2 separate regions of the Homo sapiens genome follow, and region 2 is linked to region 1. A link is an interaction called in ENCODE POLR2A ChIA-PET data of the cell type or tissue named here. Cell type or tissue: PC-3. All regions are shown on one strand.

What was found. ChIA-PET counts read pairs that join two places held together with the same protein. Peaks named below come from ENCODE experiments on the same cell type or tissue, not always from the same donor. Only the 100,000 strongest peaks of a DNase experiment are listed, where the experiment ranks them.
Region 2: POLR2A ChIA-PET joins it to region 1 with 8 read pairs; 2 of 35 experiments call an interaction of 5 or more read pairs at or near these places.

The regions. Positions count from the first base shown.
Region 1 is chr1:155,464,765-155,468,764 of GRCh38, forward strand. The region is part of intron 3 of ASH1L (ASH1 like histone lysine methyltransferase); the gene reads right to left. Among named protein-coding and RNA genes, the nearest start is that of ASH1L-AS1, 95 kb to the right of the region's middle. In PC-3, no CTCF peak of the experiment used is centred here; a DNase peak (open chromatin) is centred at 2,457.
Region 2 is chr1:155,757,915-155,761,914 of GRCh38, forward strand. GON4L (gon-4 like) reads right to left here. Exons shown (of 32, transcript NM_001282860.2): 24 at 2,530-2,727; 25 at 1-120. Among named protein-coding and RNA genes, the nearest start is that of DAP3, 71 kb to the left of the region's middle. In PC-3, no CTCF peak of the experiment used is centred here; a DNase peak (open chromatin) is centred at 2,257; H3K4me3 peaks cover 467 bases; H3K27ac peaks cover 1,775 bases.

The sequences.
Region 1 (4,000 bases):
TATTTGGCCAGTATTTGATGAACTTTTGAAGATAAAGACAGGATTTACAGAAACATTTTTGCCAATTTAAACAAGAGGGGAAAGGTAGTGCTTTTACAGCAAAACTGTAAGATGAAATCAGGGATACAAACTGTCAAAGTTGAAAAAGTAAAAAAAGAACATAACTGGATCATAAAGAAATAAGATTATGAAAATCTTTATAATAAACAGAAAATGAGCAGAAACCAAGAACCTGTTTTCAAATTGATTTGCCACAAAAAATCTTGATTGACATTTCCACTGGAGGAACTAAAACAAACCAAAGATATAAAAGTAATGCTACTTTTACAGATGCCTGGGTGTGAAGACAGTAAAACAGGCAAAGATAGCAGAATAGATAAAATTCTCACTGATAATAGTGTCTGCAGTGGTGGAGGCATCCCAAAGAAATCATGAGAATAAAGATTCAACTAACTACTCATTGAAGCCCTGAGCATCCTAGCCTAGAAAAACAAGGAATTTCCCTGGTGCCAAATACAAATTAGCAAAAAAAAAAAAAAAAAAAAAAACAGTGAATTAAATCAATAGTTGGTTGGACAAAACATATGTTTCTTTAGCCTAAGTTCACTATTAAAGCTTTTATAACTTAATATAGTATGAATTTTAGTCACACTCTGGAGATCAACACTAAAGACACAAGTAACTAAGAAATCATTTATATGAGTGGAATGTTTGATGTTTGCAATGCTAGAAATATCTTTGGGTGAATTACAGAAAAATAAATTAAGTATGCTAATTTGGAAGAATGCTATGCAGTAGTCAGTTCTAAGATATTATCGATTTTAAAATAATTTACTTTAAAAGTTTCTAACACTGAAATTGTTCCTTCCCACCAAAATTAAATTGTTACAAAAGTTTAGTTTTAAAAAAGATTTCTCTTCTTTCATTATTTATAAGTCAAAGCTATTTGGGAATGTGTGTTAAACAACGACTGAACCAAAATTGGTTGTAATAAAAATGGCTACCATAGTAAAGGAATATGAACATAAAATATCAAACTATTTGAGAACTTCTGGTCAAGATTTTTTTTGTTCCCAGATTCAAGTTCTGAATCCTTTGGTATGGTTCACAGTTGATAGCCACCTTGGAACCTTCTTGTGAATGAGCTGAATGCTAAGGTAAAAGCTGGGTCCACAATAAAAACAGCTGTTTTCAATTGTGGGAAATACAGAAAGCAATACATTTTATCTGATGCACCAACTAAATGCACTACAAGAGAGTATGACTCAGAGCCTGTTCTGGCGATTTTTAAGCTATAAAGTCTGTTTTGGCCGGGCGCTGTGGCTCATGTCTGTAATCCCAGCACTTTGGAAGGCCGAGGCAGGCAGATCACGAGGTCAGGAGATTGAGACCATCTTGGCTAACACGGTGAAACCCCGTCTCTACTAAAAATACAAAAAATTAGCCAGGCGTGGTGGCGGGCACCTGTAGTCCCAGCTACTTGGGAGGCTGAGGCAGGAGAATGGCATGAACCCGGGAGGCAGAGCTTGCAGTAAGCCAAGATAGCACCACTGTACTCCAGCCTGGGCGACAGAGTGAGACCCCGTCTCAAAAAAACAAAACAAAACAAAACAAAACAAAAACTCTGTTTTTTTCTCTAACTAGGCTATTTTTCATAATGCCCAAATGACATCATTCACTGAAATGGAATTCTTCTGGAAATTCCCCTAACTGCACTAACCACACCACAAACAATTTTCTTTCATCTCTGTAGGTTCACACTTCCTTTATAGGCATATCTTTTTTCTATCATGTTTTAAATCTTTTTAAAATTGATACATAATAGTTGTACATATTTATTGGGTACATGTGATATTTTGTTACATGTATAGAATGTATAAGAATCAGGTCAGAGTATTTTGGGTATCCATCACCTTGCGTAGTTATGATTTCTGTGTCAGGAACATTTCAAGTCCTCTCTTCTAGCTATTTTTGAAAAACACAATATTGTGCTGTCACCTATAGTCACCCCACCCTGCTACTGAACATCTGAACTTATTCCTTCTAACTGTTGCATAGGTGTGTCTTATAAACAGCACTAGAGAAATTGTTTGAGATCAGTATATTCTGATCAAAGCTTATACTCTTCAGTTAAAGAGAAAACTCAGTATTCTTTGCTTCAATCTATATGCTTGTACAGTGAATATACTTTTTCCAAAAAAAAAAGGTTTAAGCCTCACTTATTCTTGGAGGACAAAATATTCATCATCACTGAATGCACCAAATAATGTATATAATTTACATGTAGTAAATCATTTATAATAATGTTCCATTGTCTGCTTGTTCTATGACTTGTAAGCTATAAATGCTAAATGAAAATACTCCATTCTACTGCTCTGCCAATTTTAGAATCCAGGTTTGTAAGTTCTGTCATGTGTAGCCAGCCATGAGTCACATATGCTGAAAAACAGGGATGAAATAACTGACATTCCAGGTCAGAAACTCTTGCTCATCCAAGTCAGAAACTCTTGCCCATGAGACCTATTTCATGTCTACCTAACATACATACATAAATTAAATAGAATCACTATCAGGATTGGGAGAAACCAGGAAACCTGGCCTTACTTAAGTGTGTAATTTTACTGTAATTTCACTTGCATCAAGCTGATTTTATAGCTGTTAGTCTGTACAGTACAGAACAGTATATGTTAGAAAAATAAGCTAACTACCATATGCACATAATTTATAAAAGTGATTATAGCTGTTATTCCTTTTAAGTCTTCATAAGATTTAATTTTACAGTGAATATACTTGTTTACTTTAAAAATGCTCAAAGTGATAAGTCAGTTTGATTCCCCATTTTTGAAACAAGGAGAGAAGGGTTAAATGCCTTGGTCCAAGCTACACATTCCAGTGTCCCTAATCTGGTTTCATTTATTTTTCCTGAAATTTATATCAACATGATTTATCAAATATGCCTGTTTTACCCCCAACCAACACTTATGAGGAATCCACTCAATACAAATAGTAAATAACCTTTATTTCTTATTTCATCAATTATCAGTTTGAGATATGTTTTACTTAACAATTTGTATTCTGCTGTATTAAAAAAACTCATTATTCTGGAATAAATTCAGATTTACATAAAAGTTACAAAGATAGTACAGAGAATACTCGTATGTCCTTTACCCAACATCCCCCAATGTTAACATCTTACATAACTACAGTACATTTGTCACAACCAAGAAATTAATATTGGAATAATACTATTAACAAAATTCCAGACTTTGTTTAGATTTAGCCAATTTTTTTCCACTCATGTCCTTTTTTCACTGTCAATCTGGGATATCACATTGTATTTAGTTGTCATGTCTCCTTAGTCTTCTCTGTTCTGTAAAAGCTTCTCAGACTTTCCTTGTTTTTTCAGGTCCTTGATACTTTTTAGTACTGGTCAAGTATTTGTAGAATGCCCTTTATTATTATTATTATTTTTTTTTTCTGCTTAGATTTAACACATTCTATCAGAGAGTACATGATATCACCATGCCTTATCATTGGTGAAGTTAACCTTGAACTTGGTTAAGGTGCTGTCTGCCAGGCCTCTTCACTGTAAAGTTACTGCTTTTCCCTCTTCATACTCTGTTCTTTAAAAGTCAGCAGTCCAGTCCATATTCAAGAAGAGGTAAATTAAGTTCCACCTCCTGAAAGTGTGTTCTACATATATTATTTGGAATTTTTCTGTAAGGAAGATTTGCTTCTTTTCTGCCAAGTATTTATTTAGTCAATCATTTATTTAAATCAACATGGATTTATAGATATTGACTTTATTTTTTAGGTTATAATCCAATCCTCTCATATTTATTTTGTTGCTCAAACTGTCCCAGCTTGGACCACTGGGAGACATTTCAGGATAATAATATCCTGAAGGTGATCAACAATATTGCAATACCTATTATACAGTAGGTAGTTTTGGGAGCATTTTAACATGATACCAAATGTAAAATGAATCTACCTTAAATTT
Region 2 (4,000 bases), 290 kb after region 1:
GTCTGCACAGCCTTGGAGGACCTTGATAATCTTCTGGTGGTGTGAGGGGTTCTCTGCAAAGCAAATCTCCAGCTGCCGAAGGAACTTGCGGCTCTTCTCAAAAGCCTGCTGCTCCTCAAACTACCAGAGTGGAAAGTGGGCAAAAGAGGAGTCATGATACAGCTAGAGCAGGACTTGAGGGTTCTAAGGATAAGAACTAGTGGACTAGGACACAAGAGATGACAGAACCCTGGTTTAAAATTCTAGTTTACAACTATTGAGATCTAATTTAAAACCCTAACCTCCATCCACCTTGGGCCACTGGTGGGTAGCCACCCAAAGCAATTAAGATGTGAGCAACAGCTTCAAGAGATGTATATATTTCAAGTTGTTTGCTGTTTTAAGGATTGTGAAATCAGCCACCAAAATTCATATGATACTTTAGAGTTTATATTACAAAGAACTTTCAGGCTGCACAAGGTGGCTCATAGCTGTAATCCCATGTTGGGAGGCCAAGGCAGGAGGATCGCTTAAGGCCAGGAGTTCAAGAACAGCAACATACTGAGACTATGTCTCTACAAAAAAATTTAAAAATTAGGCAGGGGCCGTGGTGTACACCTGTAGCTTGAGCTACTTGGGAGGCTGAGGCAGGAGGATCCCAGGGGCCTGTGTTGTCCAGGCTCATCTCAAACTCCTGTCTACAGGCCAGCTGTGGTGGCTGATGCCTGTAATCCCAGCACTTCGGGAAGCCGAGGTAGGCAAATCACCTGAGGTCAAGAGTTCGAGACCAGCCTGACCAACATGGTGAAACCCCATCTCTACTAAAAATACATAAATTAGATAGGTGCGGTCATGCATGCCTGTAATCCCTGCTACCCGGAAGGCTGAGGCAGGAGAATCACTTGAACCTGGGAGGCAGAGGTTGCAGTAAGCAGAGATCACACCACTGCACTCCAGCCTGGGTGACAGAGTCAGACTTTGCCTCAAAAAACAACAACAATAAAACAACAACAACAAAACTCCTGGCTACAAGGGATCCTCCCACCTTAGCCTCCCAAAGTGCTGGGATTACAGATGCCAGCCACTGTGTCTGGCCATTGTCTCTCTCTTTTTTGTTTTTGAGACAAGGTCTTGCTCTTGTCACCCAAACTGGAGTGTAGTGGAGCAATCATGGCTGAGTGAAGCCTCAACCTCTCAGGCTCAAGTGGTCCTCCCACCTCAGCCACCCAAATAGCTGGGACCAAAGGTGTGCACCACCACACCCAGTTAGTTAATTTTTTTATTTTATGTAAAGATGGGGTCTTGCTATGTTGTCCAGGCTGGCCTCCCAAAGTGCTGGGATAACAGGTGTGAGCCACCATACCTGGCTGACATTATCTCTTTAAAAAAATTTTTTGGCCAAGTGTGGTGGCTCACACCTGTAATCCCAGCAATTTGGGAGGTCGAGGTGGGCAGATCACCTGAGGTCTGGAGTTCGAGACCAGCCTGACCAACATGGAGAAACCCCGTCTTTACTAAAAATACAAAATTAGCCAGGCGTGGTGGTGGCGCATGCCTGTAATCCCGGCTACTCGGGAGGCTGAGGCAGGAAAATCGCTTGAACCCAGGAGGCGGAGGTTGCAGTGAGCCGAGATCACGCCACTGCACTCCAGCCTGGGCAACAAGAGTGAAACTCCATCTCAAAAAAAAAAAAATTTTTTTTTTTGTTCACGTATACACTGATTGGAACCTCATAATACCAGAAGAGAAAATGGGCATCACACATTATATGCAGAACTACCCCACTGTCATTTAACCCCAATAAAACTCTTAGAATAATCCCGTTCCTCCCTTTGTTCCTATTTTTATGACGATAAGTCCAGGACTACTGGGATATCCCTCATGTTTAGCCTCCTATTCTGCAACATTTCACGTTACCATACCACAGTGGCCTTCCCAGACCGCTGTGTATAAAACCACCCCTCTAGTTTCCTTTCCTGCTTTATTTTTCTGTAAAACATGATCACTATAAAACATTGTATACTATATATTTTGCTGTTTATATTTATTTTTATAATTTATATTTTATATATTATATATATATATATATGATATATATATATATATGTTTTCTGGAGTATCATCTGAATTTCCTCATGATAACGTAAGCTCCACGAGGGCAGGAATTTTAGTCTTTTGTAATTACTATATTCCTAGCAATTGAGGTCAGGAATTGCTAGGAATTCCTGACAGTTAGGAGGCACCTAACAAATATTTGTTAAATGAATGTCTGGCTTGATACCAGTGAGAAGCAGAGAGCATATGACTCACCTAAGGTGTCCTTTGGCAACTATAGGTAAAACCCTCTCATTTATCATGTAAAGAAAATGGGAGAATGGGATTGGAAAGATAATACCCTGAAAAGACAGAGGCTTTTATCACTCTGGGCTAGGGGATGGCTGTGTGTCTGGAAGGAGCTGGGAGACTGAAAGAGTCTTATTCAACCCCATTCAATCCCAGTCTCACTCTGACCCAGGAGTCCCAGTGTACTTTTTTTCCCCATTCACTTACTAATCCACAGGCCAGAGCTTGCTCAGGTAACAGGAAAGCAGCAAAGTCTTTCAACAGCTGAGGCCAGTCTTGGAGCAGAATTTGCAGGCTTTTGTAGAGATCTACAGCCGTCCGTCTCTGGGTACTTGACTCAAATTCATAGATGACTTGAAGGAAGTCTTCATACTTGCCAGGGATATGTTGTAGGGCTTCTCGCACCTACACGGGAAGACTTTCAATCATCAACACCCTTTATTTGGGCCACAACAAGCAATAAGGGTACAAGGGAGAAGGCAGGGTTATGGTTAGAGAGCTCCAAGAATTATCCATCAGAGGCTGTGCCTCCAACAGATCTTAACATCTGACTGTTAATGGAAGACACAGAGCAATAGGCAAGGTAAAGATCTTTTTCTGGGAGTGAGCAAGTGAAAAATCATCTTCCACGTTCCACAGTTCTACCCACAAAACCAAGCAATGCTTTTCTCTAGGTCACAGCCCTAACCTTTCCTTACTGATTACAGCCCCATAATGAAATAGGTAACATGTGTTTGTACATGTATTTCAGCATGGGCGTAATTTGAGAGTAAATAATACATAAGTTAGGAATGTCAGTAAAACATTAGGAGATAAGAAAAAGCTATGACTATCATTGCCAGTATTCTGCTTTCCAGGGGGATAAAGGAATCAGGTGGTTACCAAGAGAAGGACACAGTTCTCCAGGACACTACCAAGAAGTGGTTAGCTTATGTGTGGTTTTTTTTTTTTTTTTTTTTTTTGAGACAGGGTCTCATTCTGTTGCCCAGGATGGAGTGCACTGATGCAATCATGGCTCACTGCAGTCTCAACCACCTGGGCCCAAGTGATCCTCCCACCTCAGACTCCCAAAGTACCTAGGACCACAGGCATGCACCACCATGCTTAGCTCACTATTTTTTTTTTATTTTTGTAGAGATGGAGGTCTCCTGTGTTGCCCAGGCTTGTCTTGTCTTGAACTCCTGGACTCAAGGATCCTCCTACCCCAGCCTCCCAAAGTGCTGGCATTATATGCAAGGGCCACAGCGCCCAGCCTGGTTCATTTTTTTTTTTTTTTTGAGACAGAGTGTCGCCCTGTCACCAAGGCTGGAGTGCAGTGGTGCGATCTCGGCTCACTGCAAACTCCGTCTCCCAGGTTCAAGTGATTCTTGTGCCTCAGCCTCCCCCGTAGCTAGGATTACAGGCGCCCACCACCACACCCGGCTAATTTTTGTATTTTAGTAGAGACAGGGTTTCACCATGTTGGTCAGGCTGGTCTCTAACTCCTGACCTCAGGTGATCCACCCACCTCGGCCTCCCAAAGTGCTGGGATTATAGGTGTCAGCCACCACGCCCAGCTGGTTCATGTCTTAAGAGCAATGTATTTTCCTGAAATCCACTTGCTGGCCAGTGTACCCACTATCTTTCTTCTCAAGCCAAAGGTTCTATAAAGGTCCTTATCAGCGCACCCAGTAAAGTC